Linked DNA regions of Homo sapiens: region 2 is linked to region 1. A link is a loop called in an ENCODE intact Hi-C map of the cell type or tissue named here. Cell type or tissue: dorsolateral prefrontal cortex. All regions are shown on one strand. Region 1 overlaps LOC107987108 (a long non-coding RNA gene). Region 2 has its middle 210 kb from the start of TMEM38B.

Region 1 (4,000 bases):
ATGACAACTGTTTTTTTTGTGGTTAACATGCTCCTGGACTCCCTCATGTAATTGTTGCAGCTTTGTAACTCACACAAAGCCCAGCTGAACAACCCCCATCAGCCAGAAAGGAAAATATGTGCAGGAAGGGTACTGAGATGAGAATATGAAGATTTCAGGATATAAATCAGGCCAGTCCCCAGTTGCAATGTTCATTCCTTACTTGTGGGGTTGGACTGGGTGGTGGAAACTTAATCTGAGTATTTTATGTTTTAATATGGGAAATTAACTGTGTATGTGTTTGCATACACACATATGTATAAAATATATTTATATATTATATTTTATACTTTATAAAGAGCTCAAAGAGCTTGAACATATAGTACAGTGATTACAATTATAGGCTTTGGGGCCAGCCTGGTCTGTTAGAATATTGGTTCTTCTGTTTCCTAAATCTGAAATATTGAGTAAGTCACTTAACCTCCCTTTGCCTCAGTTTCCTCATCTGTGTAAAAGGCCTAATAATAATTCCATTACCATGTGCTAGGCCTAAATGTATTACTTCATTTACATGAATTAACTTATTTAATTTTCCCAATAACCCTATCTCATAGTGAATAAGCTAATATGTGTGAAACTGTCAAAACTATGAGTGATACATTTTTAAGTGTGCAATAAGTATTAGCTATAATAATTATCATGACTTTATAAGTCATCTAAAAATATATATTATTATTAAACACTGACTACTACTCTGTAAGAATGGGTCTGTTAGTTTTCCCCAACTTTATAGCTGTCAACCGAAGCTCAGAATGATTAATTCAGGTTCCCAAATCTACTCATTTGGAGAGTGACAAAACAAGGATTCTAGCCCCAGATCATCTGACTTTAAATTTTGTGCTTTAAGCTTTTCTTCTGAAATTGGAGTGATGGGTAATTGTAGAAATTGAGGGGGTAAAAAAGAGGAGAGCCATTTGAAATCCATTGTAATAATGTGTCTGTTCAAATCAGTCCTACCAAATCAAGCATGCTCAGCTGTAAAGAAAATGGAGGTGATCTCAGATGTCAAAACACTTCCCTGTGAATATTACTATTTTGGACACTGGCCATTTTAAAAATTTCAATATTCATTTTTTTCCTCAACTGCTATTTCGTATTCCTGTGGTATTTATTCACCAAACATGATGTTAAGATTATGAAAACGATGAGGAGTCAAGGTCTTAATTTTGCTCTGACACGGAATCTATTCCTATTTCATATACAGGTTGGCTGTTATTTTCTAGCAGATGCTTTCAGGTTGATGCATATAAAATTCACACACTGTGTAGAATTAAGTAGAGGGGGAAAGGGGAATAGGAAAAAAGGATGAAGGGAGAAGTGAGATGCTTATTTTTTTTTGACACCAAAATTGAATCTTTCAGTGTAAGGATTTCAAAGTACTGACAACCATTCTCCCATTTGCTGGGTGAGCTTCCTTTTGTGGTATTATTTCCCCATGGATATTGAGAGTCTTTCTGAGATGAGCACAAGAAGCTAATCACAAACAAACAAAGAGAAGATTGGTAATGCTGATTCCCAACCACCTTGTTCCTTCCACTGGAGGGGGCTCTCTCAACCCCTTCTCTGAGGATGTGAAAACAAACCAGATGGGTGTGCTATCTCCATCTTTTGGCCTTTAGCAGAGTCTCTGGAACAAAGCAGGGCAGCAGGGCTTCTTGAAGACTTGCTTGGAGAGAGAGAGAGAGGCTGGATGGAATCTTGAATAAAAATGATAGGTTATGCTTTAAGCTGAATAAAAATAAGCCATCTGAAGAATATATAGAAGTGGCATGCATGCTGCCTCTGGAAAGATTCATTTTTATTTGTCTATCTATGTATAAAGGAGGAAGATAGATAAATGGAAAGGGAAGTGCCGTTTCTGTAATGTTCACTCTGGTGAAGGGTTTGCAAACAGTATAAAAATAGTGGCTCTTCCAAAATGACGGCTTTACTTGAAGTTTATCCACCTCTCTCCCCCTTGCTCATACCCCTCACCAAAAAAAAAAAAAAAAAAAAAAAAAAAAAAAGAAATTCAAAGCTAGCATAGTCACTGTGGGGAAAAGACAGCGATCTTTTGTATGTTGTTATAATTAACCAGGCCCATTTCATCATCAGATTATAGAATGGGATGCAGTGTTAAAAAAAGAACTAAAGGAAGAAACCAGGAGAAGTGGCCATTTTAATTGCATGTTTATTCTCTCTTCGCTTTCCCAAATTGGTTTCGTTTCCTCTGAGTGGGGTTAGTGCCAGGGTATTCACATGAGCAGGGGCCAGGGTGGATTCCAACATTTACCAGCATTTGAATTACCTCCGGACGGTTTGGCGGCCTCTAAATTTATACCCTTGAAGGCACAGCAACAAGCCTTCATCTCCTATGGAAGAGACTTGAAAGCATGCCAGAACAGGACCTCGTCTTCCCTTCTTAGAGTCCTGGCACGTAGAATCACACAAGAAAACAAAAGGCATTTGTGAGGAGCCGTCCAGGAAGAAAGATTAACAATATAAACCGAGGGGGGAAAGAGAAAGAAAAGAAAAAGCCCTTTAAAATGGTTTTGTGCTTATTTTAATAGAACTTGCACAGTCCCTGAATATCCTCTAATCAAAACCAAATGCTTGTTGCTGTACAGCACTCTTTCTTTGTTCACCGGCAATGCCCACTCTGCTTTGCTTGGGGGGTGGGGCCGGGGCTGGCTGGCTTATCTTTCCACCAGGAATAAACAATGTTGTCCTCAAGGTTAGGGCATGTGGCTGATTCAGAAACCCTAGGGAAAACACCCATTGGCAGCTGGACCTTGTTCTTCAGTCACCCCAAATGCCTGATGAAAAACTTGAAGATTTTTTATGCCTTTTGATCCTGAAATTTGTCGAGGAACAGGAATAGAAAAAGGAGCTACTTCTTCCCAGCACCCCCATCTCTGTCTCTCCTTCGCTCTGTCAGTCCATCTGTGCATCTCTATCTGGGTGCTTTCGTCTTTCTTTCTCCACTCCTTTCCCCTCGCATCCTTTCTCTGGCTACCTCTGTCTCTCTGTCGGTCTTTGGTTCACTACAAAAAATCGGTCAGCGTCCGACTTGATTGGCTAATGTTGTCTGACCTTGACTTTATGTGGGTTGGAAGGATTTCAGCTTTGGTTTTTATCAGGATTAGCTTTTTATCTGCACAGAAGTACCTAAGCAAGTAACTCATCTCCTCATCTTTCACCTTAGACTTGCTGCTTTCTCCTCCAATTTCTCAAGCAACGTGCAGAAAATAAACAGTGATTGTGATGGTTACAGCAATAGGACTTTTACTACAGGGCAGAAGGGATGAAGCCACAATCTAGTCCCGGGCTCAGGAGCCATGTCTTTGGTTTATACCGGGTGATGTTATTAAGGGAGTTGGCAGCGTATTTTGTTTTTAACGCCAGCTAATTCTTTTCAAATGCTTACGGGGTGTCCAAGCATCCTGCAAGTGGGGAATGGGAAAGAAGAAACCCAAATACACAGGATCTGTACCTTTTCATGTCGCCCCAGCTCCTTGCAGCACAAATTGACTTCGTAAGATTGGCTCTGAAAATGAATACCCAGGACATCACTCTGTGTTACTTTCCTGTGAAATTACTTTTCTGAATGAAAATATTGAATTCCTTTGAAAGCAAGTAGTATAATATCTCTGGAAATGAAAATCCTGTGGAAATCACAAAGGAAAGAAGGCTGAAGGATATGAAAGCTTTATATCTCTAAATGTTAGTGAGGCCCTGGATTTTTTTTTTCCTTGACAGCAATCATAACTGCTCTTTCTAATGTTGATACACTGGGTGCTGGGATCTCCTAGATGCTTCTATTACAGATTTATGTTTTATCTACCATAAACAGCCAATATCATTATCTTAATTTACTACAGCATTTGTATGCAGTCGCTGCTTTTTGTAGTCTACTTGCTTAGGAAGTCTGACCTGCGGAATTTTCCTTGTCTCAAGGGGAACGTATTGACTTACTGCCAGG
Region 2 (4,000 bases), 390 kb before region 1:
CAGTGAAGTTCATTACTGCCCACCTTCTGAAGCATACTTCTGTCAGTTCATTCATCTCAGCCTCAGCCCAGTTCTGTGCAGTTGCTGGAGAGGTATTGTCGTCATCTGGAAGGGAAGAAGCACTCTGACTTTCTGAGTTTTCAGAATTTTTTTGTTGATTCTTTCTCATCCTCATGAGTTTATCTACCTTTGATCTTTGAGTCTGCTGACCTTTGGATGGTTTTTTTGTGGAGACTTTTGTTAATGTTGTTGTTGTTGCTCTCCATTTGTTTGTTTTTCTTTTAACAGTAAGGCCCCTCTTTCATAGGGCTGCTGTGGTTTGCTGGGGGTCCACTCCAGACCCTATTTACTTAAGTCCCTCCTGTCCCTTGAGGTGTCATCAGTGGAGGCTACAGAACAGCAAAGATGGCTGCCTGTTCCTTCCTCTGGGAGCTCTGTCCCAGAGTGGCACCGACCCAGTATCAGTAGGAATGCTCCTGTATAAGGTATCTGGTGACCTCTGTTGTGGGGTCTCACTCAGTCAGGAGGCACAGGATCAGGGACCTGCTTAATGCAGCACTCTGGCTGCCTCTTGGTGGAGGTGGTCCTCTGCACTGGGGGGAATCCCACTTGTCCATACTGCCTGATTCCTCAGAGCCAGCAGGGGGAAAGACTAAGTCTGCTGATACATGGAATCTGCAGCCTCTCTTCCCTCCAGGGGCTCTATTCCAGGGAGATCAGAATTCTGTCCATAAACCCTTGGCTGGAGTTGCTGAAATTCCCACAGGGAGGCCCCACCTGGTGAGGAGGAATGGGTCCGGGTCTGGCCTAAAGAGGCAGTCTGGCTACAATCTGCCACGGCCACTGTGCTGCACTATGGGGAATTCCTCCTGGGTCCAAACTACCCAGTTTCCTTGGCACCAGCAGGGAAAAACGGCAGACTGGAGCTGCAGTGATGGCTGCCACTCCTCTCCCAGGGAGCTGTCATCTTAGTCAGCAAGCAGCCACAGTGATGGTGGCTGCCCCTCCCCCTGGGAACTCTTAGTCTTAGGCAGTCTCGGGCAGTCTCCAGCCAGGCGGCCACAGAGAATCTGCACATGAGGGGTAAGTGGTGCCAATGAGCCTAGAGAGGTAAGTGAGGATGTGCAAAGCAGAGATTAAGATTTTGATCTTGGCCTTAGAACAAGAAGTCATTGATGCCATTAAAGGAATCTTAGTTTCATGTTGTTAAAACCAGTCTGTTAGAATTATGAAGAGTAGATTGGATGGGACAAGAAGTGCATCCAGGTAGGAGGCTGTGCCAGTGCCCAGGCAAGAGCTAATGGAGGTTCAGACTTGGTGGTGCACCAGTGGAAAAATCTGAGGGTTATTAAGAAAGAAAAGAATGAGACTTGGTGATAGATTGTTATGAGGGGTTATGAAGACTAATAATACTCCTTACCTTTTAGGGAAGTAAGGATGGAATGAGAAAACACAGGAACAATGCCTGCACAGAGTAGGCATTCAATAAATATTAGTTTCCTTCCTCATCCTTGAACCTGGGTTTCTGAGGCTCTATCAGCCCTTGAACACTGTTTTGGAGATGTCAGCCTACAGCTTCAGCTTCCCAGAGGGTTCAAGGGAATCACCTCCCACCTTTCTAGATTCCACACTTTTGCTGCTATTGCCTACCTTGTGGCACTTAGTGGGCAGCCATTCCTTATATAGAAATTACTGTCAACCAAGGTCCTCAGGTCTGTGTCTTCATGCTGTCAAAGCCCACCTCTGCCCCATGCACCATAAGCCGCAGATGAGGAGAAAGTGCAGATAGGTTAGTCCTCTGCTTAGGTGGAGCTGAGACCCCATGAGGGGGTCTTCTTGATAGCTAAGCCACGGACTGAGCAATACCTGTCTCCTCAGAAGAGGAGGGTAGGGGGCAGAGGCCATGTGGCTTCTGTCTTTCCCCAGGTAATATATGGGAGGAAGGGATTTGTAAAGAGATCATAGGGGAGAAGGTCTCAGCCAGGGCTCAGGCTCACATATATATGCAATTGTGTACATGTACCTGTGTACCCAGGGCTGTCTGCAAGTGCATGCTTATGAGTTCACATGTAATGGCATTATGTCCATGTGCTTGGCATGCTTGGGCTCAGGTCTGTATGTGCATGCATTTTTCCATGTGTGCACATACATGCTTGGATATGTGGAAAGTAGGTATGTGTGCATGCGTGCACATCATGTATCCATGTGCTCCGTGTGTGTCTCTGCAGAAGCCTTGGGCCTAAGCAGCCCCACCCCCAGAGTCACACATGCCCCTGACTGCCAGCAGGTGGCCCCTGAGCACCGTGTGCTGGGCTCTGGGGAAGGGGTCAGTGTGTTCCTGCCTCCCTCTCTTTCCTGAGAATCCCTGAGGTTAGGAAGTCCAGAGCGTTCTCCACTGCTCTAGCCTCTTGGGACTTTACCCCTGAGGCTCTGTTTACCTGAGATTCCACCCTCTTGCCACACAGAGGAGAAGCAAAGCCAGTAGCCAGGGGGCAATCCTGGGCTTAAGGAAGGCAATTCTGACCTGCCTAAGGTCCTGAAAGTGTCAGGGCTTACCTTTACATAGGGCTGCTGAACACCTGTGGTGTTCCTGGCTCTGTGCAAGGCTCTTGCAGAGAGATACTGGCCCAGACCAAGGCAGGCAGCAGGCACATAGGCAAGCCCTATGCCTGTGCTGAGGCTGGGGAGGAGTGTGGTCTGAGGATGAGGACTGTTCCATCTGGGCCACAGAAGGGGCAGAAGACAGTGCCCAGGGATACTTGCTGACCCCTGCTTGAAGTGGCACTGAGGCCAAGCAAGAGAGACAGATGGCATTTCCCTTTCTTGGAAGGGGGGCAATGCTATCATCCATATCTCATAAAGACAGCAACCAAGTACACAAAGACAGGCAATCTTTATTAATTGTGACTGTATGGCCTCAGGATAGTCAGGAAGGCTTGAAAAGAAAACCAAGGACTCAGTTGGATTTGACCACATGCACCTGAGAGCCACCAGAATGCCAGAGAGCTCCGTTAGTCCACTCTGCCTGGTTTAGTCCCCATGAATGGCTGTGAGCAGACAGGCCCCTGGATGGCTTGTTTCCGGATCTTTGGTGCCTCGCAGAGGGCTGAGCCAGGGTGGACACTCACTGGTGACTCCATGGTTTGGAGCCTTGGTGGGCAGTGCCTGGAGCATCTGGGAGGTGGGGTGCCTAAGTAAGGGCAGTCGAGGTGGTAGAGGGCAACTGGAAAGAGATGGTGGTACTTGAAGCTGAGTTTGGACCAGAGCTGCTCTGGTTGGGTTGGAGGAAGTCTGAGAGAGGTGAGGCTCCAGAGAAGGGGCCCAGATTAAACCGCTATAGAGCTGGGAAAGACCCGAGCCATCAGGCAATCCTGTGGTTTTTACCCTGCTTCCTGCAGGGCACTAGGGGACCCCCGATGTGCCCCAGAGCAGTCAGTGGTGGTGTGAAGGAAGCAGAGAGAGAGGCATTAGGTGAGACTCTAGACTCCTGCCTCAATTCAATCGAAGCCACTCAGGTTTTTTTTTTTTTTTTTTTTTGAGACGGAGTCTCGCTCTGTCGCCCAGGCTGGAGTGCAGTGGCGCTATCTCCGCTCACTGCAAGCTCCGCCTCCCGGGTTCACGCCATTGTCCCACCTCAGCCTCCCGAGTAGCGGGGACTACAGGTGCCCACCACCACACCCGGCTAATTGTTTTTTTTTTTTTTTTTGTATTTTTAGTAGAGACAGGGTTTCACCATTCACAGGATGGTCTTGATCTCCTGACCTCGTGATCCACCCGCCTCAGCCTCCCAAAGTGCTGGGATTACAGGCATGAGCCACCGCTCCCGGCGCCACTCAGCTTTTTATCTTGAAGACAAATTGGAGTTTATTTTATTTTATTTTATTTATTTTTATTTATTTATTTATTTATTTTTTGAGACAGAGTTTCGCTCTTTCACCCAGGCTGGAGTGCAGTGGCGAGATCTCGGCTCACTGCAAGCTCTACCTCCCGGGTTCACGCC

What was found. A loop is a pair of places that touch in the nucleus more often than their neighbours do. Peaks named below come from ENCODE experiments on the same cell type or tissue, not always from the same donor. Only the 100,000 strongest peaks of a DNase experiment are listed, where the experiment ranks them.
Region 2: it touches region 1 in a loop (2.6-fold over the local background); 1 of 110 quality-filtered maps calls a loop at or near these places.

Annotation. Positions count from the first base shown.
Region 1 is chr9:106,284,852-106,288,851 of GRCh38, forward strand. The region is part of intron 3 of LOC107987108 (a long non-coding RNA gene); the gene reads left to right. Among named protein-coding and RNA genes, the nearest start is that of MIR8081, 310 kb to the right of the region's middle. In dorsolateral prefrontal cortex, a CTCF peak has its summit at 1,599; a DNase peak (open chromatin) is centred at 1,631; H3K4me3 peaks cover 1,802 bases; H3K27ac peaks cover 1,997 bases.
Region 2 is chr9:105,899,373-105,903,372 of GRCh38, forward strand. No RefSeq gene overlaps it. Among named protein-coding and RNA genes, the nearest start is that of TMEM38B, 210 kb to the left of the region's middle. In dorsolateral prefrontal cortex, a CTCF peak has its summit at 2,301 (motif pointing right); a DNase peak (open chromatin) is centred at 2,259.